Linked DNA regions of Mus musculus: region 1 is linked to region 2. The links are chromatin loops, found by intact Hi-C in ENCODE. Cell type or tissue: gastrocnemius. All regions are shown on one strand. Each heading gives the region's core, and the rest is flanking DNA. Links, peaks and the distances in the headings are about the cores only. Region 1 overlaps Zbtb17 (zinc finger and BTB domain containing 17). Region 2 holds the start of Spen (spen family transcription repressor).

What was found. Hi-C counts contacts between places; a loop is a spot of excess contacts. Peaks named below come from ENCODE experiments on the same cell type or tissue, not always from the same donor. Only the 100,000 strongest peaks of a DNase experiment are listed, where the experiment ranks them.
Region 1: a loop joins it to region 2, with 2.0 times the contacts of the local background. A loop is called at or near these places in 2 of 42 quality-filtered maps.

The regions. Positions count from the first base shown.
Region 1 is chr4:141,447,793-141,463,490 of GRCm38, reverse strand. Zbtb17 (zinc finger and BTB domain containing 17) reads right to left here. Exons shown (of 16, transcript NM_009541.2): 3 at 1,516-1,722; 4 at 768-956; 5 at 84-224. The coding sequence starts at 1,720. Gm42337 reads left to right here and starts at 14,577. Exons shown (of 4, transcript XM_030253993.1): 1 at 14,577-14,634. The coding sequence starts at 14,577. In gastrocnemius, for the core only: no CTCF peak of the experiment used is centred there; a DNase peak (open chromatin) is centred at 8,258; H3K27ac peaks cover 5,432 bases.
Region 2 is chr4:141,527,557-141,543,254 of GRCm38, reverse strand. Spen (spen family transcription repressor) reads left to right here and starts at 4,658. Exons shown (of 16, transcript NM_019763.2): 1 at 4,658-5,091. The coding sequence starts at 5,009. Gm4123 (predicted gene 4123) reads right to left here and starts at 7,706. Exons shown (of 2, transcript NR_166589.1): 1 at 7,224-7,706; 2 at 5,838-7,058. In gastrocnemius, for the core only: a CTCF peak has its summit at 7,875 (motif pointing left); DNase peaks (open chromatin) are centred at 6,255, 6,767, 7,824, 8,114 and 2 more places; H3K4me3 peaks cover 4,291 bases; H3K27ac peaks cover 4,236 bases.

The sequences.
Region 1 (15,698 bases), core at 4,435-12,434, 80 kb after region 2:
GGTGACAGGCAGGGCCACCTTCCAACTGTCTGTCACCTCCTTCCAGGTAGCCAGCCAGCCCATGAGACCCAATCACAACTCACCACTGGATGCACTTTCTGCCTGGCCACCCCGCTCCTCCTTGAGTTCTCTGCCCGGGCCTGTGGAGGAGCTGCCTCTTGCTTGGTCCAGCCTGCTCAACATGGTGGCAGCGGCCTTCTCGTCTTTGGCTCTCTTGTCTCCTCCTGGAGACAGAACACAGCAAACTTGTCGTTTTTCATCAAGTGTTTTTCATCCTCCAGAGGAATGAGGAGGCTCCGAGGCCCCTCAGGACCCCTAGGTACTTCTCTAGTGTGTTCAGGGACCGTCTCAGGCTAGGACACTGATTCACAGCCCTGCAGCCTCCACATCACAAGTGAGATGATCTTACACGGGCAGTGCGAACTAGGTGTGAGCCAGTGCTAACAGGAGAGACCTGACCCCTGATAGGAGTCTATGGCCTTCTGAGGACGCCCTAAGAGGATACCAAAAGAGCTGAAAGGGCAGTTACAGGCTCAGGTGTGGCCGAGGTGTGGCTCCTGCCCTCTGCTGCCCAGAGGTAGAAAGGGGTAGGCATGGGGACCCTTTCCAGAAGTGCTAGCCACGCCTTAGCAGCGCCGCCCCACCCCACCCCCAGCAATGAAGGCAAGGGCAAGGTAAATGGGGAACCTGAGGCCCAGTGAGGAGACCCAGAGGCAGGCAGGAGCTCCAGAAGCCACTCTTCAGGAGTGGCCGGCCAGTGACCTCACCTTCCACAGCTGAGGCGTCTGCGCTCTCCCCAGTGGTGCTGCTCGGCTCAGCGAGGGACTTGAGCGTGTGGCAGGCCGTGACAATATCCTGCATCTGGAGGAAGCTGGCCACGGCCAGAACATCGTCCACGTTCTCAGGGCTAAGGCTCAGCTTAGCAGTGTACATGAACTCCAGCACCTGCCCCAGGCCTGTCGAGGACAGGATGGCTGTCACACCCACTTCAAAAGCCTCACCACCTGTCTGCTGGGCTGGGGACAGCTTCTAAAAAGATACACAAGGGGACTGGACATCCCTCCCTTCTGACAATGTGGTCTTCAAGGCCTCATCACCTGCTCTACCAAACTCTCAGTCATCTGACCTCTGTGTGTCTGTTTGCACATCTATAAAATGGGAGAGTACCGTGTCTTGACTATCTCAAAAACAGATGGTAGGACTGGTCCATCCTTCCTCAATTCCAGCCCCATCTCAAGCCTGTGTCCCAGCTAACTCCTCATTCTTTACACAGCCTAGCTGTCAGCTCCAGGACTGATGTGGCCACAGAGAGGACCCAGGAAGGTCTAGGGCCTGCCTGCCTCGATCTGTCCCTGCTAACAAGGCTGGTCCTCCTCTCTCCATGCCCTAAGCATACTGTCAATCTGTCCCTCTCCCGCCTTGGTATCTACAAGGTCAGAGCTCAGGCCCAGGTGGGACGTGGCCTGCTGGCATTGCCCTAGAAGGGCCATGCGTGATGAGGCCCCAGCATGGTACCTGCCGCATTACTGATGTCTAGGTGCACCACGTCCTTCTGGTCCACAAAGAGCATCTTGAAGTACTCGCTGCAAGCTGCCAGCACCGCCTTGTGAGCCTTGAAGTCAACGCCGTCCACCACAAAGGTGCAGTCACAGAGGAGGCCCAGTTGCCGCTGCTGGTTCAGCTGCTCCAAGACACGCTGGCTGTGCTGGGGGAAATCCATGGCTGCAGAAAGCCAGAGCCTTCCGTCAGCACCGAGAGGATGCCAGCCCAACTCACTGCCAACTGCCTAGCAAGCCCAGGTAAGACTCACAGAGGAGACAGAGAATTAAACACGGGAGAGGCTTTTCTACCGAAAAAGGGCAGATGACTCCAGACACTTACTGCAAGCCAAGGCAGCCCAGTCATTCCCAAAGCTTACTCGACAAAGCAAGTTCCCCCCAGCAGAAAGTATCAAGATAGCCCCACAGCAGAATACACACTAGGTAATGAGCCACGGGGTCAAAACCGCGAACAAATGAAGCAAAGCGATTATGCGGTCTCACAATCCAGTTGACCACGGTTACCCAAGAGCACACACACTCTTAGAATAAAAGGCTTTGAGTGCAGGCGGCTCTCCCATCGGCAGCTGTGGCGCTCTCTCTCCTCTCCCACAGGCTCTGGGAAGTTCCCGGTGCACTCAGTGGCTGGCTTCTTTAGGGTGGGGATCTTACTCTGTCTCTCTCCTTCCCCGCCTTTCCCACCCCACCCTGGCTCAGCTCCTCCCACCCTCGGGCACTACATAAGGTAGGCCAATCTGCTGCCTCCAGAGACATCAGAGCGGGGAGTCCTGATCCAAGAGCTCCTCCCTTAATGCTAGGAAATCCCACAGCCTTCCCAAGGCTTCAGAGCTGGGCCTGGGCTGGTCCTCAATTATGAACTATACAGAGATAAATACTCAATCGGCCCACTGCAGAATCTTCCCAAGATCAGCAATCTTCTAGGGAAACAAATGGGTTTCTCTTGATAGAAAAAAACTTGTTTCGGAAAATTTCAAAATAAAACCTGGCACTGTGTGAGGCTAAAGTGCATAGAGCAATAACAGCCTGTCACTCCAGAACCAGGCTGCCCCTGAGCAGGTGAGTGACTTTGGGGCACTGTGCACTGGCTGCTCCTGATGCCACCATCCCAGGCTGTCACTGGCCTACAGCCTGGAGCAGCAATGGCCATCTGAGGAGAGCCAACACAGGCCATGCCCCTCACACCTGCACAGGCACAGTTACTGCCCTGTGGATTCTGGAAACTTCTGAGTGTGTGCCTGCAATCTCAGGAAGAGGACGCTGATGCAGGAGGATGAGGAGTTCCGAGCCAGCCAGAGTCACTGTCTCAAACAAGAAAATATGTACGTGCTGGTCTAAGAGGAAGTATCTAACGGGGAGTGTGGCAGTGGTATCAGGCCAACTGCAAGTTCAAACTGAAGACCTGGCCATGTTCTCCCTGGCCCAAGCAGGGACACTGCTTTTGGACCTAGCAATACCAACGTCCATAGCTAGAAGGCAGCCTGAAGCAAGAGAGGCACAGGACACCCACAGCAAAGCCATTGGGCACCTTCGCTAAGCTAAAAGGGTTCACCACCTTCCTGATGCTGCAGCTCTGTGATACAGCTCGTGTCGTGCTAACCCCACTATAACATCATGTTCATCACTACGTCTTCATAACTATAATCTTCTTGGGTTATGTCTCCTAATGCAAATATCTGTTTTCTAATTGTCTTAGGCGACCCCTGTGTAAGAGTCACTAGGCCATGAGTGGTTGTGAACCACTGCTCTAAGTCCTCAATCCAGAAAGAGCGCCATTTCACTGGTGACCTGAAGGGATGACAGGGAGAATCTCAAGAGTTGCTGCTCAGAGTGTAAGATACTAAGACACACGCCCAGGCCTGGGGGTAAGTGCCTTTCTGGGGTGCCCAGGAGATGAAGGGTGCACACACCCAGGCACAAAGCAGGTGTGGACACCCCATGCCAGAGTGCTCCTAGTCTTCTGAGGTTGGGAAGTTGCGGTTAGTCTGGAGTCCTAGTCCCCATCTCCACAGCCAGTGAGCCACCTGAGTGCAGACGGGGAGCTGACATGCCACGTTTCGTTTGCTAGATCCTGAGTGACTGACGAGTGCAGACGTGGAACCAGGTGGTCTTGGTGGAAACCAGCGGTCTTGGTGGAGCCCTGGCCTCCTTCCTTTGTCCAGGGTGCTCACATAGTGCCAGGCCCACCATGACCCTGTCATCATTGTTTCCTTGTGTTCTACAGCCCTCACTGTGTAGCAGAGCACCTGACTCAGTAAGTGAATCGCCAGAATAATCCACTTCTGAGAACCCCATGAGATCCTGTGAGATCCTGTGTGGCTGCTGCTCCCCGGGCCCCATGGGACTCCATCAGTGGCGCATCTGAAGTTGGTTTTGGGGTTTTTTGTTTGTTTATTTGTTTGTTTGTTTTTTGAGACAGGGTCTCACTGTATAACCGGGACTAGCTTAGAGCTCAGAGATCTGCCTGCCTGCCTGCCTGCCTGCCTTTGCCTCCCAAGTGCTAGGTTAAAGGTATTTACCATTACACCCAGCAAGTTCACAGTTTTTAAATAAAACAAACAAAAAGGAAAGCCCAAGTACCAACCACACAAGGTCAGTGGCTCAGTTCCCTAAGGTCCTGGGGCAGGGGAGTGAGCTACAGTGGGGCTATTAGCCTGACAAAGGGACACAAGCCGTGGCCCCTGGAGGCTGGAGATATGAGCGCACTCCTCAGTTCATATTCTGGAGCTCAGATCCACTCTGCTCAACTCAACAAGTTCCTGCAACAATGAAGAAGTAGTATTTATTGAGTTGTGCAGCCTGACTGCTCACAGAGCCAGAACACCACACCCTGCTCACCTGCACACTAAGCACACAGCCACAGCCACAGCCACAGCCACAGCCACTCTGGGCACCAGCTTTCATGTTGCTGCCTCAGAGATGCAAAGAGTAGAGAGAATTTCTCCAGACCTGAATCCAGGCTCTCCTCCTGGCTGCCAAGGGGCCAGAGTGTCCCCAGCGGAGCAGGGGCTCAAATTCTTTACAAGGTTAATTACACAAACTCAAATGGGGGTGGGGGGTCCGCCCTTAGTGCCCAGCAGCCATCTGTTAGCAGGAAGCAGAGAGACATTCTAAGTTACTCTTTTTTAGTCCCTGTATCGCATGGTCCCTACATCTGTTTACTTGAGCACTCTGGGTGACTAGACCCACCAATCATAACCCATCACCCCTTTTAAACACAATCTGGAAAATGCCTGTAACACAATTCCAGCAGTGGTGAGACAAAGGGAGAGCATGCTAAACAGAGCACCGATTGAGGAGGGGTAAACGGTCTCTGCTGACAGGCACTTTACACAGACTGACTGCACGGTTAAAACCTGAGGCCACACTGGTCCATGAGGCCAACTGTCTGGCTGAAGCACCAGGTTAGGGGATACAGAGCTCCCTCCCAAAGTCACACGGCCTGCCTGTCAAACCCTGAAACCTGATCCAAGTCACTGGCAGGCCCGGTCTAGCGTGAGGGGTGGCGCCACACCCCTGGACAGAAAGCAATCTCCCTCAGTCACACACTGAGCCTCGCTGGCTCCCCACAGACTGGCCAGTTCCAGCTTCCACACAGAGAGGTCACTACCATGTGCAGCTCACCTTTCCTGATCATCCAGAAGGACAAGTGGCTCAACAGATATAAGTACACTCAGACCAAGGAAGCAGAAGTTCACAAAGGCCTCCTTGGGAGGTTGAAAGCTATGCACCCAGCCCCACTACCAACCTGTCTCTGCATGTATAACCTGGCAGAGAATAACTATCAGCAATCCGCCTGCTACCACAGTGCTCCACAGTGTCCAGCAAATGCTCACCTTGTATTGAGACAGTTTCTCCCATTTTTAGCAGGTTTTCTCGATATACAGATGTATGTGTACACACACACACACACACACACACACACACACACACACACAATCCATCTAGAAAGATAACCCTTCTTCAGTGAATGAGGGGAGACAGTGCTAGGATCAAACCCAGGGCTCTAAGTGCCGGACCCCAGTCTCCTCGTCTAAGCACACGGAGCTTTATAGAAACTTCCAGGCCGGCTTGGAACTCCACCTCCCAACACATCACCCTCTACTGACAGTGCTACCCTGACCGAATGAAGTTTACCAGTCCTGAATCCGTAGTGTTTTCTGTAATTATAAAAAGCAAATTCCGGCCTGGCGTGGTGGCACACGCCTTTAATCCCAGCACTCGGGAGGCAGAGGCAGGCGGATTTCTGAGTTCGAGGCCAGCCTGGTCTATCTACAAACTGAGTTCCAGGACAGCCAGGGATATACAGAGAAACCCTGTCTCGAAAAAACAAAAAAACAAAAAACAAAAAAAAGCAAATTCCGGGCTGGAGAGATGGCTCAGTGGTTAAGAGCACTGACTGTTCTTCCAAAGGTCCTGAGTTCAAATCCCAGCAACCACATGGTAATGAGATCTGACGCCCTCTTCTGGTGTGTCTGAAGACAGCTACAGTGTACTTACATAGAATAATAAATAGATCTTTGGGCCCGAGCAAGCAGAGGTCCTGAATTCAATTCCCAGCAACCACAAGATGGCTCACAACTATCAGTACAGCTACAGTGTACTCATATACATAAAATAGCGGCTCAGGGACTGGAGAGATGGCTCGGCGGTTGAGAGCATTGACTGTTCTTCAAGAGGTCCTGAGTTCAATTCCCAGCAACCACATGGTGGCTCACAACCATCTGTAATGGGATCTGATGCCCTCTTCCGATGTGTCTGAGATAGTGACAGTGCACTCACATACATGAAATAAATAAATAAATCATCTTTAAAAAAAAAAATAGCGGGCTGGTGAGATGGCTCAGTGGGTAAGAGCACCCGACTGCTCTTCCGAAGGTCCAGAGTTCAAATCCCAGCAACCACATGGTGGCTTACAACCATCCTTAACGAGATCTGACTCCCTCTTCTGGAGTGTCTGAAGACAGCTACAATGTACTTACAATAAATAAATAAATCTTTTTAAAAAAAAAATAGCGGCTCAGACTCACTGTGCAACACAGACTAACCCTGACCTCACAGCCCTCCTCCTGCACCTCCCACTGCTGGGACAGCAGCTGGGTGCCACCAGGGCAGGCTGTCTACTGGGGGGTCTCACTCGTCCTCACAGCCATCAAGAGAGAGCAGAGCAGGCGCTGGCCTTTTGTTCACTTTCATTTCTTGAGACACAAGTCACATGAGTTCAGGCTGGCTTTGAACTTGTGATGGAGCCAAGGATGATCTTGGCCTCCTAGTCTTCCCATCTGACAAGCAGAGACCAGCATCCTCATACTGTTTGTCCCAACCTCTAGAACTACAAGAACTACGCCTGTTTAATCTGCCCAGCCCAAGGTACTCTGTTACAGCAATGCAGAACACAACTAAGAGCAAGATAAGTATTTGAGAAACAATCTGTGAACTTGGATGGGCAAAGATCAGTAGGGCAGCCCAGCTCCCTAACGGGCGCCTGTAGCTATCAACTGGTGACCCCGCAGCTCATAAAGCAGCCTGGGCACGGAGAACAAAGAGCAGGTGGCTTCATGCTCCTCTCTGCGCTCACCTGAGGGAAGCACTGTAGCTTTGAGCCTCCGCTCGAGGACGGAGATTAACCAGCAATGATGCCACATGTAAGGCGGTATCAATGCTGTGCAGAGTCGGGTAGAACTATCTGCCAGTCAGAGGAATGAGGAGGACCTCTCTGAGGAGGGAGAATTTAAACAAAGACCTGGAAGAAGGTGCAAGAGGAAGCTGCACCACTGCAAACCCAAGACCCAGGAACCAGTATGGCGCCATGGGCAGATGGCAATGCCCTTTCTTTCAAAGTTTCGTGCATGGTAACCATTTTACCCATTAAGGTACACCCAAGATTCTTCTAAAGACACTTTTCTTTAAAAGCCTTGGGAGAACTGAAAACTGACTGGCAATACTCTGAAAGGGCCAGGCAGCAGCTGAAGGACAAGTCAGGGAGCAAGAAAGCCAGCAGCCACTGCAGAGAGGACCATAGATTTGGTGGTCTGCAAGCTGGCAGCCATGCTCCAGTTAAGAGAGGCCAGCCTAGTCTACAGACAGGTCTACAGGAACAGTCAGGGCTACACAGAGAGACTGTCTTGAGAAAACAAACAGCAGCTTATGTAGGAGCTGACGTAATTAGCTGTTGCCGCAGCAGTGGGCTGTGAAGGGGAGAAGCGGTTGGGGGAAGCAGAGGAGGGCACACAAGTTCTGTCATGAGAAGCTGGCATGGGGGCATATTCCCTGAGGAGAGGAGAAACAAGAGCCCATGGAAAATCACAACCTTGTCAGGCAACTGCAAGTACTAAAGGAGGGGACAGTGGATAAAACAAGAAGCAGGCCAGCATATGGCTAGGGGCTAAGGGCGCTTCTGTCAGCCTGGTGACCTGAGTTTCACCCCCCACAGTACACATGGCCCGACCGAACCAACCCCAGCCAATTATTCTCTGAACCCTACATGTACATTATAGCACACACACGGACACACATACATACATACGCACACACACACACACACACACACGCACACACACACGCACACAAACATATAAATGTATTTTTTAAAAAAGAAAAGAACGAGGGAAGAGTGTCAGGAAGCGAACGTGCAGGGACAGACTGGGCTGTGCCAGCCAAGTTGGGGCACGGCTTATCCTCCACAGGCCACGAACAGCCAGCAGACCAGAGCCTGCCAACTGATGGCTGCAGCTGCCTCGGTCGGCTGGCAGAGTGCTTCTGTAGCATGTGCAAAGCTCTGGGTTCAATCCCCAGCACTGTACAAACCCCAGTGTCAGGTCATTCCCAAAATCCTCACTACAGAGTCTGAGGCAAGCCTGGGCTGTCAGAGGCCCTGCCTTATAAATAAATAAAGCTGACATGACAAAGTTTTCAACAGAATGGCTGGAACCTGAAAAACTGTTAACAGCCCCCTGCTGACACTGGAAGAGCTTAGTCTCCGGCCCTCCACAGACCACCTCAGAACAGGGAAGCACCTCTCCCTTGAGGGGCTCGAGGCCCCTGCCTTGTTCAGCACGGTCCTGAGCACTTCGCTGCTGAGTCACAGTGTGACTGAATCATGCTCTGAGAGACACCCACATCCTGCAGGGCTCCAGAGAAGAAGAAAAAACAGTGAAGGCCCTCCTCTCAAAAGGAGCTCACGGGGACACTTGCCCAAAACCTTGCTGTCTTACCACTTAAAGAGGAAAACAGAGGAAGTTACAGAAGAAGGGGGTGGACTAGTCTGGGTATTTCCGCAGTCAGAGACCTTTTCTATCACAAAACCTTTAAGGTATTAAGGGTGTGTCCCGACACTCACCAGGGGTTGGTACCACAAGGCTGGTGTAGAAGACACCTGTAAAACCTGAGCACCAGAAGGCACAGGGCAGAGCAGTGACGTTAGTTCAAGGCCAGCCTGAGCTATCCTGGGAGGCTCTGTGTCAAAATTACAACAAAAAACATTTCCTACTTTCTGTAAGACCTGGTGACTAAAAATTTCTCAATAGAAAAAAAAAAAAAAAAAAGTACTTGAGAGGCAGAGGCAGGCAGATTTCTGAGTTCGAGGCCATCCTGGTCTACAAAGTGAGTTCCAGGACAGCCAAGGCTACACAGAGAAACCCTGTCTCAAATCACAAAGGATGCGATACTCCGTTAGATTCTGGGAGCAGAAATCCCTAAAGAAGATGTCCCCAGAGTAATGGACCCTCAGCATCAGGTACAGATGAAGCCCTGATATTGTGAAGAGCCTGCCATTGCTGGAGCCACAGCTCCTGGGCTTAGCTGCAGCTCAAGGCTTGTAATTAAACAGAGCTGGTCCTTGGGCAGCAGCATACACATCTCTAAACTCCATTCTTTTCTGTAAACCAGGGATAACAATGAAGGCTTCTACTTCATACAGCTGCTCTTGGGCTCTAGCATTATGATACTAAAATACATAAAGCCACGCTGGAGCAGTGACGGCCGGAGACCAGGGAGGAGCCCACTACCCAGGGGCTCACCTCTTCTACCAGATACAACATGAGGCCTCAGTGCTTGAGATTTAATGGGATGCCACCACCCCCTTTCTAAAAATCACATGACTTGCACAAGCAAAGAGGCTTCACTGAGAAAAGACACAGCATGGCCATCCCACAGAGAAAGGACACCAACTGTCACCTGTAGTCTATGATCTCATTTTCCTTTAGAGCTGAATGGTATTCCATCACACACACACACACACACACACACACACACACACACACACACACACACACACACACGAGCGAGTGCTACTGCTGTGACGGCCCAGCCAAGCTTGATGGCATGATGCTATTGATGAAGATCACACATGCTCTGGCTGCAGGACAGGAGAAGCCAAGCTGGACTGAGACAGAAGCCTCCTCCCTGCTGGCTAGCCCACCCTCGTGGAGTCAGAAGGTGCTCCTGGGGACTCCTGGGAGACTCCTGGGGAGAGCAGTCAGCCCTGGCTGGCCGTGCTCAGCTCTGGAACGTCCCTAAGGAACACACTCCTCACTGAGCAGCAAGAAGGGCCCACTGCCGTACCAGTGCGAGTCTATTATGGGTAACCAAAAGCTTCCTGAGTGGCTGAGATGCTTCCCAGGAGGGAACTCACGCTTGGTGCTGGAATCCTGGTCAGAAGCTTGGGGCTGGAGAGGTCAGAGGGAAGCCGCTGCCGCCACTTTACTACGTGGATTAGACATGGCACTAAATTCCCTTCCAAATACCTATGCTACTGCCCAGAGACCGCTGCCGCCGTCAGAGAAGGTTCTTTGGAGCGACTCCTAATGTGTGCACGTGAGGAAAGTCAGCCACAGCTGGGTACCTGCATCACCCTTCGTGGGAGGGGAGGACAGAAGGGATGTAAGAGCCTGAGGAGGGTGAGGGCTATGGATCATGACACGGCCCTGGCACTCCTGTGCTCACAAAGCTGTGACCACCGGACCCATCAACATCCTGCGATGGAGAGAGGAGGGGCTTGTGAGGTGCCAGCCCTCTGAGGGTCATAAGACACTAATGGTCCCTGTAAATAACTCCTCACCCGTGTTCCTGTAAGCAACCTTAATTACACTCACTGGGTTAAAGAGGAGGGGGGAGAGGGAAGGAGCAGGTATGAAATGGGGGGAGGGGTATAAAAGCAGAGGACTAGGTGCTAGGAAGAAGGGGAGGGAAAGAGGGAGGGGACATGATGAGACACAGTGTGCACATGTATGAGGTGAGGAATGAAATCATTACATATAACTAACATGTGCTGACACATGTGTCCCGCACACTGCACTCTCAGCACGTGGTAGGGAAGGCTGGACAGTCAGGAACTCAAGGCCAGGTCAGACCTCGCAACCTCATCTCCAAAGAAAAAAGAGCAGAGTAACACCTGGTGGCCCTCAGTGTGACACGCCTTCTTCAAGTGCAGACTTTTCCTGGGCTTTTGTTCTACATAAGATTGAGTGCCAAGGTCCCTTCTAGGGTGGTTAAGATTTAATAAATGTTAAAGGACCGAGTCCACTCATGAGTGTGACTCCGACCAGCACATGAAGTAGGGCAGAAGCCTGAGTGAGGACAGTGTGAAACAGTCGCCAGCACTCAGCGACTGTTTTAACTTTATATTGTCTTAGGGCTGCCAACAGTTCCAGGTCATGGTGATGTACACGTGTAATGCCAGGGCTTGGCGCTGAGGCAGGAGGACAAGGAGTTCAAGGACAGTCTGGTCTCTGCAGCAAAATCCTGCCTCAGAAAACAAAATCCAGAAGCCAGAGTGGTGGGACCTTTAATCCCAGTACCCGGGAGGCAGGCAGATACCTGGACACCGGCCTGCTCTACAGCGTGAGTTCTAGACCAGCCAGGGCTATGCAGAGAAACCCTGTCTTAGAGATACCCAAACAAACAACAAAAAACCAGGCCTGGAGAGGCAGCTTGGGGCTTTCAGAGCCCAGGTACAATCACCAGCAGGGACATGGCAGCTTATAACCACTTATAACTTCAATCCAATGCCCTCTGATCTCTACAGGCACTAAACACACATGGTACCCAGTCATACATGCAGGGGAAATACCCATACACACAAAATAAAATAAAAAACAAGAAACAAAGCCAGCCAGGAATGAGGGCACACACCTGTAACCACTGTATTTGTGAGGCAGAGGCAAGAAAGACAACTGAGCTGGGCAGTGGTGGCACCTTTGATCCCAGCACTTGGGAGGCAGAGGCAGGCAGACTCTTGAAATTCTAGTTCCAGGCCAGCCAGGGCTACACTGAGAAACTCTTCCTAAAAGAGAAAGAGAGAGAGAGGGAAAGGAAGGGGAGGGGAGGGGAGGGAAAGTGGGGAGGGAAGAGGGAGGTACTATAAATATACTAAAAGAAGTGAAGTGGGATGTTCAATTCTATGGACACAAACTCAGCAGAGGAGAAACAGCTTTAAACCTAATAAAGAGGAAGTGAGATAGCCCCACCCTCATCTGGATAAGGTCTCATTAAACACCACAGGTGGGTCTGGAAGAGCTCTCCTCAGCCTCCCAGTGCTCAGGCTGAGATACAGAGGCACCACAGCCATTACGAAGTTCTTTTAACTAAGCAGAAAGTGCTGGCACCAAAGAGAAGACTGATGAATTACATGAAAACGGGGAATTTCTTTTCCAGTTGGAGGGATGGCTCAGTGGATAGAATCTCTTTGCAGAGGACCTAAGTTTGATTCCCAGCACCCATATAGTAGTCCACAACCACCTGTAACACCAGTCCCAGAGATCTGATGCCCTCTTTGACCTCCACCAGGCATGCATGTGGTACAGATATACATGCTGGCAAAACACCCATATGTAAAATTTAAAAATCTAAAGAAACAAAGAATTTCTTTTTATCATGGAAGTGGAGGGCATGCATCCCAATGAAAAAAAAGGCCAATAATCATGAGTGCACTTCCATGTCTAAATAGCAAAGGGTGAGTGTCCAAGATAAACAACACAATATCCCCAGACAGGCTCTGTGGTGGGGAGAGCACCTGCTCAGCTGGGAAGAGGGTGGGCTAGTGTCCACAAAACATCAAGAAACCAAACCGGGGGTGGGGGGGGTGGGGGGGGTGGGGGCCTGAGTGCTGTCTTCAGACTGGTCAAAGGGAGGTCATGGGAAGGTCAAAGGAGAAAACCTGCTACATAACGGTGTCCTCTAAATATCACACACATTCTTTACACACACACACACACACACACACACACACACACACACACACACACACACCACATAACAGTGAAGTTTAGAAACCCTTTAAAAAGACAAGCAAATAGAACAGTGGACATAAGATGTAAACAGATGTTTCAGAAAGGCGGGAAGGAGAATAACCCTCCAGGGTAAGTAAGTGTGGCTCTTGCTGCACAAAGAATCAGGACACTGCAAATCAGAAAGTGTACCATTAAAGAGGCGAGAGCAACTGGGAGGTGGAGGAAGTAGGGGCACTGCCCACCGCCACAAGACAGTGTAGCGACATCAGCAACAAGGTGGGCACACCTAGCACTAGGAAGCCAGAAGCAGGATCACGCCTTTGAGGCCAGCCTGAGCTACATAGAGTCTGAGGCAAACCTGGGCTACTAAGCTACCCTGACTTAAAAACAAACATACAGCCTTTAATCCCAGCACTCGGGAGGCAGAGGCAGGCGGATTTCTGAGTTCAAGGCAGCCTGGCCTACAGAGTGAGTTCCAGGACAGCCAGGGCTACACAGAGAAACCCTATCTCAAAAAACAAACAAACAAACAAACAAACAAACAAAAAACACATACAAACAAAACACCTGATTTGCCGGGCATGGTGGCGCACACCTTTAATCCCAGCACTCGGGAGGCAGAGGCAGGTGGATTTCTGAGTTCGAGGCCAGCCTGGTCTACAGAGTGAGTTCCAGGACAGCCATGGGCTACACAGAGAAACCCTGTCTCGAAAAACAAAAAACAAAACAAAACAAAAAAACCCACCTGATATGAAGAAAACAATATTATCCTGGGTATTAAAATGTATAAAATTGGCCATGTAGTTCTACCCCCAGTGCTGCAGCCCCCAGAACTAAAACAGAGAGTTCTGCAGCATGAAGGGCAGGCAGCTCACTGAGTCAGCGAACTCCAGAGTCTCTGAGGCCCTCAGCCGGCTCAGTTGGAGGTGCGCTGCCCTCTTCAAGCTCCGGCCTCTGAGCTGGGTGGGATGGACAGGAGGGTGACTGTAAATGGATGAGACGTGGGTGGTGGCATCAACTCCACGGCAGATCCTTCAGGTGTGTGGTGACAGTGAGGCGCCTGCCTGCCTCCTGGCCTGCACCTGCCTCGGCTCGCTTCTTGCGGCTGAGCCTCAGGACTCAGGACTGTGCAGACATGAGGAGCATCCCTCAACCCTCCGTCCTCATCCTCTGCTTCCTCCCTCTGCTATGGAAACCAGGCTGGCCTCAAACTCACAAGATGCCGGCCTGCCTCTGCCCCCAAGTCCCAGGAAAGCAGAGGGACTCCACCCAGCTAAGGGAGTTTAAGACAGCCTTCCAGATGGAAGGAAGTAGGCCAAGACCCTCTCCTTGATAGACGAGCAACAGACTTTTCAGGGTATGGCATGTTCTCCAAGGTCCAAAGACTACAAACTGATCAGAAAGCTGGGACTCCTGGGAAAAACAGAGGCGCAGCACAGCCCCGACCTTCCAGGTGCCGCTCAGCTAGGTCTGCCTAGGGGAGGGACAGCACCCGGCCTTGCTGCTGTCTGGGCTTTCCTCCTTGAATCCTGGCTGAGTCGCCCTGCACCTTGCTGCAGGAGACAGCAAAGAGACACACCTGCTAAGCAGCCACAGCACACCCTGTAGATCCCATACAGGTCTCTAAGCATCCCCAGGACAGGAGGTTCTTAGCCCTACTTACAGATGGGGAAACTGTGTCCTGACCATGACATAAATGGCCCCCTAGACAGAGCCACACACCAGAGTTCTCACTGTCCATCTTTCTCTCCCTATCAGCAAGAACATTAGCATTAATTCAGTCTAAACTTTCATGGCCTCAGCCCAGCTCTCTGACATCAGGCAGGCCCCCTCTCCCACTGCCCATGACTGTAAGTGCCTGCTTTTGAAACCCAGTCACACTAAGTGCCGGACACCAGGCGGTGTCTGATACATGCTGGGTACAGAGCACACCTCAGCAGTAGACAAGCCTGGCCACTCCAGCCCAACCACCACAAATCTACCCCATGCACCGTGGCCTGGGAACACACCCAGGCCACTCAGCCCCCTACTGGACTTTCCTGCAGGTATGGCCGGGCCCCATGCTCTGGACGCTGTGACTCTGGGACCAGTTTCTCATCCAGTGCCAGATTAGTACAACATCAAAAGCTTACAGGTGAACACGGGTTCCCTGCTCGCCCTCCCTTTGTGAGAAATGAAGTTCATATACAATGGCAGGACCATGAGGAGCCAGCTTGGGCCGTTAGGATGGATGCCTGCACTTAAGCAAAAAACGTGGCCAAAGAAAGACTGTTCTAGGGGCTGGAGAGATAGCTCAGTGGTTAAGAGCACTGACTACTCTTCCAGAGGCCCTGAGTTCAAATCCCAGCAACCACATGGTGGCTCATAACCATCCATAATGAGATCTGATGCCCTCTTCTGGGATGTCTGAACACAGCTACAGTGTACTTACATATAATTAATACATACATACATACATACATACATACATACATACATACATAAATGCTGTTCCAGATGCAGCTTATGGGACAGTGGTCTGCTCAGCAGTTAAGGGGCAGAAAAAAAAAATAGCTCTTTATGTTAGCCACCGTATTCTTAGGACATTCTCCTCATTGGCCGCTCTGGAGACTTGAACCCAGGGACTTCAAAAGGCTAGCACTACCAGTGAGCCACACCTCTGCCCTGTAAGAAAATTTTAGATTTCACCTACTTAAAATAAGATAAAAGCTGGGTGTGGTGACACACACCTTTAATTCCAGCACCTGAGAAGCATGAACAGACCTCTGTGAAGGATGAAGCCAGCCAGGACTACATAACAGCATCCAGGATAGCCAGGGCTATCCTGAGACACTGGCGCAAAGAAAAAAAAGAAAAGGGGGGGGGGAACCATGCCCAGGAATTCACTTTAGTTTTTGCTGGGAAAAATAAATAA
Region 2 (15,698 bases), core at 3,877-11,876:
CAAAATAAAGAATCCCAAAGTATATTTGTTATGATTTTTTCCAATTATAAAAGTGAAGAGAAGTTTAGAAAATATAGAGGACTATCTATCTATCTATCTATCTATCTATCTATCTATCTTATTTATTTTGGTTTTTCAACACTGGGTTTCTTTGTATAGCCCTGGCTGTCCTGGAACTCACTGCCTCTCAAGTGCTGGGACTAAGGGTATGTGTCACTACACCTAGCCAAATATTTTTTTTTTTTAATCCACATCCTCACTGATTAAAGTGGCTCACTCCTGTGATCCCCACACTTGAGAAACAGAGGCCATCCCGGACTCCATGGAAACTTTTGGCTATCCTGAGTCACGGGAAGCTATTCCAGAAGAAACAAGAAAATTCAGATTCTGTTACCTGAAACAACAACCATGATTTACATTTATAAGTATCCCTCCAGTGTCTTTTCAGTATAATTCTACAAATATTAGTTAATAACTCTGGATATTAGACAGAGCAGCAGCACTTGTACCCGGAGAAATCTTCCCAACAACTGCTCTCAGATGAAAAAGGCTAGAAAGTTAGGAATCAATCCTCTAAGAAATTATTAAGTTATTCTGTTTTTCTGGAAAACTAAAACCAACAGAGAATACATTATTTAACTCTCTTAGAACATTAGACTATGAAGTATTAGTTCTTGTTAGAGTCTCTAGGTCTAGGTAGACAATATTCAACTTGGGGGTTCTGATAATCTATGAAGATAATTTCCTCACACTGTGTGCTAGTTTGGTATTAGATTGCTCTCTCTCTCTCTCTCTCTCTCTCTTACCATTAGACTCTCAGATACATCAAGTAGTCAAATACTTTTGAGCATTTTATTTTGTTTCATTTTTTGGAAAAACAAAGACTCTGATTAGAACAGGCTTGTCTGAAATTGCTATTGTCCAGTTCTCATGTGCTTTGGGCTGGGTCATTTTAGAGCTTGTTTACATATTTTTATATGGTGGCTTTTAGACGAAATGCATATATTTTAAGTACCTGTCTCCCAGTATTTGTAACTATTTCTTTTTGTATCAATTTGTCGTGAAGTATCTGGTGACTACTCTGTCCTCCTGCCTAAATAGGTATATTAATTACCCACTCCAGAGACGAGGTTACTGCTCAAAGCCTGAGCCTGGCGCTCAGCAGCTTTCCCCATCTCAGCCGCCATTCCGCATGACTGAACTCTGTGAGCATGTCTAGCATGCTAAATACAGCAGCTCTTCACAGTGTGAAAATAGGAGTTGATTAAAAGCAAATCTATTTTAATTCGCCTCTGCAAATGGCTCAGTTTTACTGTCACCTTCCTGGAGTTCTCTTTAATATTCAAATGAGATGCACTTGATCCATTTTCACAGTTAAAACGCAACCTACATTAATGTGATTTGCAGGGATGGGGATGGGCGGTGCATCATAGATAAGTGCTCTATCATGGAGTTAGGGCCTAGAAGCCTTCTGGTTACCCTTTTGCCATGAGTATCAATTACTGTTGTCATTGTTGTTGTTATTAATATTATTTTGAGACAGGGTTTTACTATTTTACCTTGGCTGTTGTAGAACTCAATATGTAGACTGGATTCCAACTCACAGAGACCCGCTGGCCCCTGCCTCCCAAGTGCTGTGATTAATGGTGTGTACAACCATACCTAGCCATTACTAAGCATTTTTTAAAGTTTTATTTTTATGTTGTAATTTAAAAAAAAATTGTGTGTGTGTGTGTGTGTGTGTGTGTGTGAGACAGGCTCTTTCTATGTAGCCCCAGCTGTCAATGGAACCTACTTGAATTTACAGAGATTCACCTGCCTCTGCCTCCTGAGTGCTGATATTAAAAGTGTGCACCACCATGCTCATCTCTGTTTTTATTTCTAATTGTGTGTGTGTGTGTGTGTGTGTGTGTGTGTGTGTGTGTGTGTGTGTGCTTTTCCTCTTTGTGTTTGTGCAGGAGAATGCAGATGCTCTTAGATGCCAGAGGCCTGGGATACCTGAAGAGTTAGACTTACAGGTGGTTGACTGTGAGCCATACACTAGTGCTGGAATCCATCTTAGATTTCTGAAAGAACAGTAAATCACTCTTTGGTGCTGAGTCATCTTTCTATCCCTGACCTAAGCTTCTTTTTTAAAAATCAGAAGATTAGATTATCTTTCTGTCAGCTCTTCTTTGTTTTGTTCTTCCCTTCTATGGAAACTTACAACGATACAGGTTCATGAAGAAATCCCCCTTAAGTATTTTGTAACACAGATGGAAACGGGAAAACAACTTCACCAGTGTTTCCTGATGTGTTGCCAGCAAAAAATGCAAAGCACTGAGAAAAAGAAACTCTCGATTTGGGGCTATGCAAAAATCCTTGCTTGTCCCTTGCCTTGTTATCCACAGCATTTGCACTAGCAATAGAAAGCAGAAAGCCCCAAGGCAGGGATTCCTCAGCCCACTCATCTCCGTGTTTTGTTGCTTCCCGATCATTTCCCAGGGTGGGTGGGTGTCACTGCATTCCTGTGGGGGCTTCTCTCCTCCTACCGTGTGTAAGGTTTGGGGTTTGGTGGCAAGCCACCTTTACCTGCTGAGTTTTCTGATGGACAGATTTTTTTTTTTTTTTTAAAGACAGGGTTGTCTCTATATAGCTATGACTGTTCTAGAGCTCACAGAGATAGTCCTGCCTCTGTCCCCTAAGTGTTAGGATTAAGGACCTTGCCACCAGGACTGGCAACAGTACTACTATTAACAAACCCTCTGGCTAATCTAGGAGGATATTTTGTAAAAAAAAAAAAATAATAAAAATATAAATATATAGTTTTAGGGTTGGAGAGATGGCTCATGCTCAGGAATTAATAGCACTGTCTGCTCTTCCAGAGGTCCTGAGTTCAGTTCCCAGCATCTAAATGGCAGTTCACAAGTGTCTATACCTCTGGTTCCAAGGGATCTGACACCCTCATACAGACACATTCAGGCAAAATGCCAATGCACATGAAATAAATTATTGTTTAAAAATCTAGTTTTAAGGAGACGAGGCAAGAAGACTGCCTGGGCTACATAGTGAGACCCAGTCTCAAAATGAAGAAGAGGGTGGGAGGGTGTCTCAATGCTTGAGGACACTATGCCTCTTGCAGGGGATCTAGGTTTGGTTGCTAGCACATGATGCTCATAACCATCCCTAACTCCAGCTTCAACTACACACACACACACACACACACACACACACACACATATCTCAAGATATATATGTATATATATATATACATATATACAGACACACACACACATATATATCAAGATATATATATATATATATATACATATATACAGACACACACACACACATATATATATCAAGATATATTATATACATATAAACTTAGGCTATATGGCAGACTAAAATGAACAAATAATAAAAAATAAACCCTAGTACTTTTTATGGAACAAAAGAAACAATTATGTGACCCCAAATATTATTGCTATTATTTATGATTTTTTTCCAATTCAAAATACTGCCTGTTCGGTTGGTGAAGTTATATGGTAGCCGAGGTCTACAGTCTCAGTCCTGAGAGGTGGGCACAAAACTAGAAGTGTGAGACTAGCCTGAGCTATATAAGACCCTTTCTCAAAAATATAAACAGTGGCTCTGGAAGACCCTTTCAAATTAAGCCAAACAAAGAAAACACTACCAAGAACTGGGAATGTAGCCTAGTGATATATTAACACACCTTGTTGGACGCGGGCGAGGTCCTTAGGTAGAACCCTAATTTGTGTGTACTGCACACTTTGTAGACCCTAAGGGCACAACGAAACAAAAAGTGTAGGCTGTACCCGAAGCACCATTTTATTTTTGTGTATGAAAAATTAAAGTATGAGTTGCTGACGGTTTTAATGAGTTAAGATTTTTTTTTTCTGTTACTCCACAGTGGCCTTTTGCGGTTTTATCTTTCTGAAAGCCGGCCTTACATGAAAGGTCAACTGCCAGTTTCAAAAGTCTGGAAGGGCCGGAGGTCTAATACTCTCTGTTTAAAAAACCAACTATTCCAAACCTTCCGAGGGGAAACAGTATGGAATGTCTGTATCCTTTCAGCTTTAATTCTTGTGTGTACTGTAATCATGAGCAAAGACATCTTGCAGAAGGTTTCGCAAGCTCCTATATAAAAAGTTGCTTAATGTTACAAGCCAATGATTCTTGGGAGGGATGGGTTTCTCTGCAGCGCTGGTCCCTTGTCTGGGCGGTGAAAAGGGTGGCCTGGTCCCGACCACTTTCCCAAGCAGGCGGGGAATCTAGGCGTCCGGAAATGGTCAGGGGCGGGCCGTAGGGCAGACAGGCATAGGGACTTTGGCCTCTAGAAACCTCTTGGCGTGGAAACTAACCGGGTTCTCTTGTGTTTCCCCAGAGCAACGCCTGACCGCAGGCAGAAGCGGCCCCATCCTCCCCCACCCCGACGCCTCCGGCGGCCGGCCTCCCGGCCTCCGGCGCGCCTGCGCACTAAGCTGACTGCGCGGGCGCCGCTTCCCGGCTCCGCATTCCTCCCCCTTCCGAGCTCCGCGCGCCTGCGCGCCGGCTGGGAGGCCCTCCGCGTCGGGGCGGGAGGACGCGCGCGCGCCCGCGGCCAGGGGGCGGTGGCCAGGCGGCGGGAGGCGGGCCGCGCGCGCCGGTGGGAAGCGTCCGGCAGCCACAGCGCCGGCTCCGTCGTAGTCGCGGCCGCCCGGGTCTCGCTCGCCCCTCCTCCCGCTCCCCCGCCCGCCGCCGCCCGCGCGCATGCGCCGCCGGAGCGCGAGGGTCGGCTTCGGGTGTTTGGTGGCGGCAGAGCGGAGCTGCGAGGCCCGAGAGTCAGAACCTGGGGGAGAGGGATGGTCTCTGCACCGGGGGGAGCCGGAGGAGCCGCCGCCGCTGCCGACGCCACCGCCGCAGCCGCCGCCGCCGCCGCCCCGGCGCCCGCCTCCCTGCGCTGACGGCCGCGTACGAAGCCGGCGAGGGGGAGCCAGCCACCGCGGTCGCCGGCACACCGCCCAGCATGGTCCGGGAAACCAGGCACCTCTGGGTGGGAAACTTACCGGAGAACGTGCGGGAAGAGAAGATCATCGAGCATTTCAAACGGTGAGTGACACGAGGCCCGGAGCCGCGCTGGCACCTCGGGCGCCTCTCCGGCCCGTTGCTGGCCACCGGCAGAGCGGCGACGCGCGGCTGGCTCCGGCGCTCTGGGCGGGCGGCTGCTGTGCGGCCACCGAAGGAGCGGGAGCGCTGGGGGGCTGCGGGATCGCCTTTTTGCGCGCCGCCTCGCAGTCCAGCGCGACTGGCCGGGGCCCCGAGCGCCCGCAGAGCCCGGGCTGTGCGGACGCCGCAGCCGCGCTTGGCATCGTGCGGCACCGGGAGGTGGCAGGCACCCGGAGCAGTGGCCGCTCTCCGGAGATTCGTGCAGCGGCGGATGCTTCAGCTCTCTGCGCGGCTGGGCGGAGCGGGCTGCCTGGCGCTCGGCGGCGGCTAAATGGGCTGCCCGTGTCCCGGAGCTCGCGGGGAAGGGAGCGCGAACGCCAAGCTTGGCGCTGCGGATGCATTCCCGCGCCGCGCTGGTGACCGAGCGTTTTTTTTTTTTGTTTTTGTTTGTTTGTTGTTTTTTTTTTTTTTACAATAGACCCTTCACCTCGAATTCGTTAGTGAAGTAGCCAAAAAGTGCAAAATTTTAGCGATTAGGTATGACTTTTCGGTTTCTCTAAATACTTTTTGCTTGTGGAAGGAAAAGAAGTAAATGCTGCTTTTCATACCCGTTGGTAGCATTTAGCGCTTATTTGCTCCCAGAAACGCGTGTCCGGGTAACTGGTAGAGGCCTCAGCATGCAACCCCACTTACAATGAGAATTTATTCATACTTTCCGCACATTGAGAAAGAACGTAGCAAATCTGCGATCGCCTGTGGAAATTCACTTCTCCTGATATCCAATACCCTGGAAGGTTCCAAGTTGGGCGTACTCTGAATTCCCACTATCCAGTCGGTGCAGGGAATATAATTAGGAGAAGGAACGTCCTCACATTAGAGTCAACCTGGGAAAATGGGTTGTGTCGCCCGGTCTAGAACCTCTTTGGTGAGGCCTGGGAAGCGTGAGCGCCTTCCTTTCTCTCTCTCTGATGGAGGGCCATTGATTCTGTTGGCCGTTGCTCTGACCGGGGGTATTAAATCTTCGCCTCCGGGGCGCGCGTGTGCGCGTGCCCGCGTGTGAAAAGGAGCTGGGTATAGTGAGGCCATTCATAACCTGCCGGGATGTCCTCCGCAGGCCTGGGGGAGGTGCGCGCTGCCTGGGACTCCGGGTGTTTACTACGTTGTGTCTGAGACACGGGAGAGGGGGAGGTCCGGAGATGGAGTGTTGGCCGGGGTGCCCGGGGATGAAAGGGGACTGCAGCAGCTGGAGCGCCAGCAGATGGGAACTTTCTCTGCCCGTGCTGCTCCACCCCTCGGCTCGGGTCTCTGCCCTCTAGTAGCAGGTCCTCAGCGTGGAGAAGATAGCACTCCGCTTTCTTAGGTTCTGGAGTGGAAACCCCTCTGCGCTGTACCTCCTTTAAATCGCCCAGTGGCTCTTCCATGGGTCTCTGCATGGGAAATTGATACGCACCCGACGTGCAAACACGTGCATCGCCTCATTCGCTCTGCTCCTGTGTTGGGTGGTCAGACTTGACATTTTACATCATGCAGATTTCAGAGGCACGGCTTGCCTCAGACCTGGAGTTTGACCCCCTGTGCAAGCCGAGGGAGAGGGAGAGCAGCGAGGGAGGAGGTTGGGCGCAGTCCTGGGAGGCTTGGAAGCGTGGTGCCGCGGTCCGGCTGGTGTGAATGACTCTCTAAGATGGCGGCCAGGACCCACTTTATGTGGGAATCTGCGGAGCCGCTCCGAATGCACGGCAGGGAGGGCGGGAGGAGGCTCGCAGGAGGGCTGCCCGGAGAGCCCGAGGAACGCGGCGCTAGACGAAGGCTCACCGGCACACTGCTGACCCCGCGTTTACAGCAGCGCTTTATCAGATGCTCTTGGTAAAAAGATTATTTGAAGCCTCTGCAGATGTGTGTCCCCAAAACTCCTGTATCGTAAAAGCGACAGTTCTCACTTTGAGACGAATGGATTTTATTTGGTTAGTACACCTTTAATGGGAGCAGAGCATGAGAAGGTAACAGAAAGTAATCTCCCCTTCACCCTTGACCCAGGAATTCCCAGTTCTCACCCCCCCCCCCAAACAGGTACTCACTGTTTCTGGTTTGTTGCTTATCTTTATGCCTACAAAAATGTTCTTGCCGGTTCAGTTGTGGAGCTAAGTATAGATCTCTTTCTCCATATAGTGGAATGTGTTTTGTTGTGATCGCCGCCAGGAAGGAAAAAGAGAATTTGAATCATTTAAACGAAAGGGATGGAAAGGCACTAAGATGACAAGGAAACTTAATGGCGTTCAGACTCTGCCCTGTAGACCTCAGAAACAGAAGAACTCCGAGATGCCTATGTTAAACCGAACCAGAGTGCCTTTTCCTACCCTTTTCCCTAGCTGATTACAACATTAACTAATAACTGTTCTACAGGATTAAGAGGTGTACACTGGGAATACATTACATAAAATGCTTCAAAGACGAATGTTCTTTTAACAGTGGTTAGGCTTTTGCAGTAGGTATTTGGATTAAAAGGACAACAACAACAAAAAACCGTGGAGGCTAAATCAGACAGCTGTGGAGGCAGAGATAAAGGCCTCCCTCCCTCCCTCCCTCCCTCCCTCCCTGCCTCCCTCCCTCCCTCCCGGCTGGCTCTCTCCCTTGCTCGGGTTCTGACCAGTGCTTTCACAGCACGGCAGATGGAGGAAGGGTGCTGATCCACCCCCCCATGCCCCCTAGTGCCGAAGAAAGGCAGCCCAAGAACATGGAGTATTTTTAAAAATTGGCTGTACCTTCTTGCATATAATAAGTCTACTGTGTTCATTTTCTTTACAGCTTTCCATATGCTGAATTAAGAAAATTAAAAGACTGTTTCTGAATAGGGATTTAGTTAACAAAGATCCATTACAGGGCCACAATGGAGAAAGTCCTTTCTTTCTTTTGTGTGGTAGTGGAGCTAAGGGGCTGGAGGGGGCACCACACAACAATTGGTTGCTGTCTGGTAGAGCGAGGTGTGTGCCAGGGCGCCTGGAATTCGAGTTACCAAACGGGTAGAATCCCTCAAAGACTAACCCTTCTCTCTACCTTCCTTTCAGGGTTAAGTACATCACGCAGTGCATTTTCCTTGACTGCCCATCAGTGGTACTTTGCAGATAGGATAAATATTATGTAGTAACTGCCCAGGGGAAGCCTTTTTAAAACATTGTCAAAAGAATGAAACTGGTTAAAAATCTTCTTTATTGAGACAAGGTTTCTTTGGGGAAATAAAGGTTTGTTTTAGCAGGGTGGTTTTCTAGTTAAGAGCCATTATGTATACCCAGCTATCTTTTTGGTCACAAAAATCAGATAATACGACAGCTCCTTCATCCTTGCGGGAGCTCACTGAGGATGTTCGGAGGCCATCGGTGCCATGTCCTTCCTTTACTTGAGTCCAGATGAATTCTATGAAGTTACCTCTAGGTTTGAATATTGTGATTCTGAATATTTAATGATGGACTTCTTTTTTGCATATTTTAAAATTTCAGGAAAATTCAGTTATTTTGGAATAGCGTTAAAATTAATATAGAGTGCTTAAAATGTATTTAATTTCTGGGAAAACTAACTGTGGCAGACTGTGGGAAGACACAGGGGTCCTTTCAAGGAGCGTCTCCGTCTGTCTTGGAGAAGGGACCTTCCCGGCCACCTTTGTTTCAGCCTCCGGGTTGCTCGGGCTTCTCCTGTTTAGTATGCTTAGGAAGAGGCTTCAGGCTGGGTTTATGAAGATATTTTTAGCCCCGTTAACATTGAAGCTTTGGAATTTTTATGTAGAATGCTATAAAGATAGTGGTGCCATGGTGTGCGGTAGCCCAGTCCTTGGAGAGGCTGAGGCAGGTGGACTCTTGAGTTCAAGGCCAGCCTGGTCCACAGAGCCAAGTCCCAGGATAGTCAAGGTTATATACATTGAGACCCTGTTTCAAAAAAACCAAAGAGAGAAAGACAGACAGACACGAAGGCAGCAAGCTTTTCTGCTTTTCTGGGTTGCTTCCACCTCTCACTTTCTCTTAGTTTTAATTTTTGTAATTTTGATTTTTGAGTCGCACACCAGGCTACCGCAGTAGTCACGGGTCGATGCGTACTATAGCCCAGGTTGGTTTCGCTGCCGGCCGGCGAGGTTCTGGAGCTACGGGCCTGACCCTTTACTTTCCATTACTTTGTCAAAGTATTTAAAGCATTTCACGAGGACACCGAATGTCCAGCTGGAGATTATGTATTTCCTTCCTATCATTTCTACTCCCCGTCTTTATGGCGAGCGAGCTCCTCCAGCACCCAGGGAATTAGCACTGGGCTGAGCTGTAGTCAGCCATCCCAGGGTTTAGAATGGTCTACAAAACTTGTATGGTAACAGAAGTTGAACTACTAGCTTTAGCTCTGGGATGATTTTTATTTTATTGTACTCTTCTGTGTGTGCAGGGGTGTCATCTGCACCACAGATCTCTCAGGTGCACATGGAGGGCAGAAGAGGGTGAAGATCCCCTGGGACTGGAGTTGGGGATGGTTGTGAGCCGCCGTGCATGTGTGGCTGCTGGGAACTGAACTCCAGTGTTCTGTCTGGAAGAGCAGCCGGGGCTGAGCCATCTCTTCCCCCCCAGCTTGGGATTTACTTAAGTTTTTGAGTGACACATAGGCGGGTTTCAGGGTGTGGAAATAAGCTTTGAATATTTCGGATTGCTCTCCCCCATGTGTCCCTGTCCACTAAGTTACAGATTGAGAGCGTCAGGGCTGGGTGTGGCTTTACTTTCGTCCCAGATACCTGCCGAGGCAAGCAGGTCTCTGTGAGCTCCAGGCCAGTCAGAGCTGCTGCATAGGGAGACTCTGCCTTAAAAAACATTTTTTTTTTAAATGGAGGGTGTGTGTCTAATTTACAGTAGAATGACTAAAATCCTGACTTAAGTACAGTGAACTTTTTTTGAGACAGGGTCTCTTTCATGTACCCTAGGTTGTCCCTGGTACTTGACACATAGACCAGGCTGGCCTTGATGGTAGAGGGGTTGGATTTCCCTCTTGCCTCTCCCTCACAAATGCTGGGGTCAAGCCACCATTCGGGGTTGCCTTTTATTTTTGAGACAGGTCCTCCCTAATCTTAGTCACCCTCAAATTTGCTAGAATTCTTGATCTTTAAGCATCTACCTTCAGAGAGCTGGGATCATCACATGACCTATCTATCAGGCTGAGTTTATGTGGTGGGCATCAAACCTAGGGCTTCATGCATGGTAGGGAAGTGGTCTATTAAATCGGAGCTGCCTCTCAGACTTGCTTATTTGGATTTTATTATTTATGATTTTAAGTATAGAAAACTCATGTTTAAGCATAGCAAACCGTGCTTGCTTTTGAGAGTCTCGCTGTGTGGAACCAGGCTGCTTTTGAATGGGGACCCTTTCCCCAGCCTGGATTACAGTTTTCCAGCTTGTGGATTTCCATATTTCAGGGAGCTAGAGCATTCAGAGTGAGTTCTAGAAACTCTATATAGTTCCAGGTCTATGCAAAGAGACCCTGTCTCAAAACAAAGAGAACAAAGTTTGCCTAGCTAGGTTGTTGTTGGTGGTGTAGTCTCCCCCTTGGTGTCTGACAGGTGTTTTGTGGGAGATTCCCTGGAATTGTCCTGGCACTCTCTTTATCAGTCGCCATTTGGCAGCCTTAGCCCTGGGTGACAACTCTCGCTATGTGCCCTGCCAGTGTGGTAGCCTTCCTTGGGAGGCTGAGGCAGGAGGATGAATTGGATGGAGCTCTGGGTAGACTGGGAGGAGGCCTGCCTTTGGGTGGTGGCTAGCTGCTGCTCCTTAGGTTTCTCATCCACAGATTTCCGTATCTCAGTCCCAGGAGGAGCCCTGTTTGCTATTGATGTAGTTATGTAGAAACCAAAAGCTTACAGATTTATTCCCAATTACTTACTGTGTGTGTCTCCGTGTGGGTTTGTGCTTGTGAGTGAAGGCGCCGGTGGCGGCTCTCTGGAGTTACATGCCTGGTTGTGAGCTTCCTGCCCTGGGTAGCTGGGATTTGAACTCAGGTCTTTAGAATGCTATGCACTGTTAACTGCTGAGCCATCTCTCCAGCCCCCGAAATCAAGATTTTAAGTGCTCAGAACTGTGACTTTTTTTTTCTTCAGAGCTGAGATGTATGTCATTTGTACATGCATGTTTAATCATGAACATGCTGCTGTGTCTTCATTTACATTTGTATGTGCTCATATGAACTCACAGCAGATGTGCAGCGGTCAGGATCAGGATGGCTTACGGCTTCTTTCCTCTTACCGTGGGAATTGAACTTAGGTCATGTAGCAAGCACCTTCTCTCACTGAGTCACTGCTCCTGTAACCGTATGAGTTTACACTGAGTTGACCTGTTCAGTTAATCAGAATTTTTACTCTATTATTAATTATTACTATTACAGCCAGGCAGTGGTGGCGCACGCCTTTAGTCCCAGCACTTGGGAGGCAGAGGCAGGCGGATTTCTGAGTTCGAGGCCAGTCTGGTCTACAGAGTGAGTTCCAGGACAGCCAGGGCCATACAGAGAAACCCTGTCTTGAAAAAACAAAACAAACAAACAAACAAAAAAATAGTATTGCTATCATTATTTTGTAGGTGTATGGTATGTCTGAGTACAGGCCTGAGTGGAGTGTGTGTGTGTGTGTGTGTGTGTGTGTGTGTGTAGTATGTAGTATGTAGGTCAGAGGACAGTTTTTGGGGGTTGATCCAGGTTGATCAAACGCAAATCTCCAAGCTCCCACAGCAAGCCCCTTTACGCACTGATCCGCCTCGAGGGACGGATGATGAGGTTTTAGCGTCTCCCTTTCTGCGTTTACAACTTCTAGACCCCTGAGAGAGCCGACTCCTGCCCTTACACGCACAGCTCTGCTCTGGAGTTACTACCCTTTGTAACTCAGCTCCCGGGCGCTCTGCCGCCCACTCCTGCCACTTGTGAGGACGTGGCCCTGGTGGCTCTTAGCAAGGTTTTTGAATCCAACATGGTGAGGCTGGCTAAGAAAGGAAGGTGGCATTGGGAGTGGCCTTGCTGGTTTGTCCTTTCCTCCTCTTTCAGAGACGTTGCCTCGGGGGCATAAACAACAGACTCACTGCCATTTCACTCTCAGCCTCGGGGTCTTGTCAGTCTGTGGTGTGTGTGTGTGTGTTTTTTTTCTCCTGCTAGTCACATAACTCATTTACCAACCTTCTTACATCATGCTGAGAACAGGGGTTAGGATTTGATATGGGGAAGAAGCCTTACACTGAATAGGGCAAGCAGCAGCCTTTAATGTGGACCTGGGAAAACGGTTTCCTGAAATTTAGCTCTGAGCTTCAGAGAGACCCTGGCATAGCCCGAGTCTGTTCTCCCTCCGCCACCTTTGTCTTTTCAGTCGGTGGGGTCTCTTCCTGTAGCCACTGGTGGCTTAGAATTCACTGTGCAGTTGAACATGGACTCTTTTTTTTCTTCCCTTTAACACCCTCCCCCCACTTTTCCCTCAGAGACAGGGAAGACCAAGCTGTATAGACCAAGCCTGCCTAGAACTCATAGAGATCCACTTGCCTCTGCCTCGAATGCTGGGATTAAAGGCACGAACCCAATGAGAGACGTAAGAAGATGTGTCTGCTTTACTTTCTGCAGGAGTTTGGCCGGCATGTATGTATATGCACTGTAGGCATGCTGGTGCCCACAGAGGCCCCAAGAGGTCATTGGATCCCTGGAACTGGGGTTACAGGTGGGTGCTGGGAACAAACCCAGGTCCTCGGGAAAGCAGCAGATGCTCTTAACCGCTGTGTTCCAATGGACACTTTCTTTTCTTTTTTCTTTTTTCTTTTTTCTTTTTTCTCCTCTCCTCTCCTCTTCTTTTCTTAGATTTATTTTTTATATATAAGCATACTGTAGTTGTCTTCAGACACACCAGAAGAGGGCATCAGATCCCATTACAGATGGTTGTGAGCCACCTATATGGTTTCTGGGAATCGAACTCAAGACCTCTGGAAGAGCAGTCAGTGCCCTTAACCACTGAGCCATCTCTCCAGCCCTGGACACATTCTTTATTTGGAACAATTTTTCTTTTTTTCTTTTTCTTTTTCTTTTTCTTTTTCTCTTTCTTTTCTTTTCCTTTCCTTTCTTCCTTTTTTCTTTTCTTTTCTGTTTGTTTGTTTCTTTTTCGAGACAGGGTTTCTCTATGTAGCTCTGGCTGTCCTGGAACTCACTTTGTAGACCAGGCTGGCCTCAAACTCAGAAATCCACCTGCCCCTACCTCCCGAGCGCTGGGACTAAAGGCGTGTGCCACCACGCCGGGCTGGAACAATTTTTCGGTCTCAGCCTGCCTGTGTGCCGCTGGGACTGGAGGTGGAAGCTGTCAGGCCCGGGTTGGAGCTGCTTTTCCCATGGTGTTGGCCTGGTCCCTGGCCTCCGCCTCACAGTGGTGGGTTGTTGATCTATCATCACCACCATCGCCGTCACTGTCATTATTCCTGTGTGTGCCAAAGTCACGAGGGTCGTCAGATCCTTACGGTTGGGTGCTGGAACTTGAACTACCCGTCCTCTTTGCAAGAACAATCGATTCGATTCTTGTTTTGATTTTGCTTTTGAGTCAGGGCTACACCATGCAGCTTTGGCTGACCTGGAACCCACCTGTTCTCCCTCAGAAATCACCCCCCCCCCCAGCTGCCGCCCCCTCCCAAATGCTAGGAGTTAAGGCATGGGCTACCGTGCCCAACCAGTGTTTTGCTCCTAACCAAGAAGTCCCCTCTCTCTGCAGCTCTAACTGTTGTTCTGAAGCAGATCTCAGATGTCTCATTTTATCTATTAGCATTCCAGTCCTCCTTCCAGAATGTAAGACTATTCAAAGATACCACAGCACTGTTAGCATTATAATTACACCAGAACAACTAATTCTTGCTTGTTTTCAAACACCCGTTCAAAAGCTCTAACGCCTTGAGAACGGATCATGACTCTGTAGTACAGGTGCCTGGAGAGGCCAGAAGAGGGCACAGTCAGGTCCATGGGAGCTGGAGTTCAGGCCTGAGTCGCCAGTCTCTGCGGTGGGTGCTGGGAACTGAGCAGCTGCTCCTCCTGCTGAGCTAGCTCTCTAGCCCCACCAACAATTTTTCCCTCCCATGTTGGCGATTAAGCCCAGAGCTTCCTATCCAAGCACGCGCTCCATCGCTGCGCTCTGGTTCCGACCTTGTCCATCTCCTGTGGGTTGTTTTGTTTGTCTTTTCCTTTACTTCTCTTCTTCTTAGGGGGGGTGGGGCAGCTTGTCACTTTTACTGTAGATGCAGGGATTTTGCATTATGATCAACTTTGCTACTTTCCCCAAGGTTGCATGTACTACAACTCAGTGGGTTTTCTTTGCTTTGGCAGAGAGAGAATATACATTAACAAATAGTTGTGAATCCTACTCTTTCCTCTCCATTCCTGTCACTCCAGAGGCAGGACTAGCTCAGGATAGGCGCTTTTTCCATAGTGAGACCAGGGCCCCAGTTGTTGGCTCACACTTGTAATTCCAACACCCATAGGCAGAGAGAGGAAGGAAGATTGCTGCAATTAAAGGTCATCTTGGTCTCCATAGTGACTTCAGGGACACCAGGGCTATAGGCTGATCTGTCTCACCAACCCAAACCCAAGAAACAGGACAGTTTTGCTGGATTTAGGGATTTTGAGGAGTTTTGTTGTTGTTGTTTCTCAAGTCAGGGGTTTCTCTGTGTAGCCCTGGCTGTCCTGAACTCCCTCTGTAGATCAGGCTGGCTTCATATTCAGAGATTCCTCTGCCTCATAGTGTGGGTACTAAAAGGATGGGTTCCACCACTGTCTGACTGATTTTTAAGTTTTTAATCATCTTTAGTAATTAATTTTTTAAAAAGAATTATTTGGTTTTTGTTTGTTTTTCGAGACAGGGTTTCTCTGTATAGCCCTGGCTGTTCTGGAACTCACTCTGTAGACCAGGCTAGCTTTGAACTCAGAGATCTGCCTGCCTCTGCCTCCCAAGTGCTGGGATTAAAGGCGGGGCCGGCTGAGAATTATTTATTTTATATCTATGAATACATTGTTGCTATCTTCAGACACACCAAAAGAGGGCATCTGATCCCAATGCAGATGGTTGTGATCCACCATGTGGTTTCTGGGTGGGAATTGAACTTAGGACATCTGGAAGAGCAGCCAGTGCTCTTAAACACTGAGCCATCTCTCCAGCCTGTAGTAATTAAATTTTATAAATCAATTTCATATATACATTAATTGTACATTAGATTTTTTTAACATCACCATGAAACAACAGTTGGCCATTATCATAACAAATTACTACCGTAGTCAGGTATACTTAAAGTAGAAAATGCCTTTCAAGTGTGTCCAGTTTCAGAAAGTGTGTCAGTTGACATATAGTGAGATAATGTAGAATCTTGTGCTTGCCTGCCTGTGCCTGCTTGCCTGACTCCCCTCCCCTTCCCTCCCCTCCCCTCCATATCCAGTGTGTTTTAAAATTTTTTGTATTTTATGTGTATGAGTGTTTTGCCTGCATGTATGTATGTGTATCATGTGTGTACCTGGTGCCTGTGGGGGTCAGAATCAGAAGAGGGCAT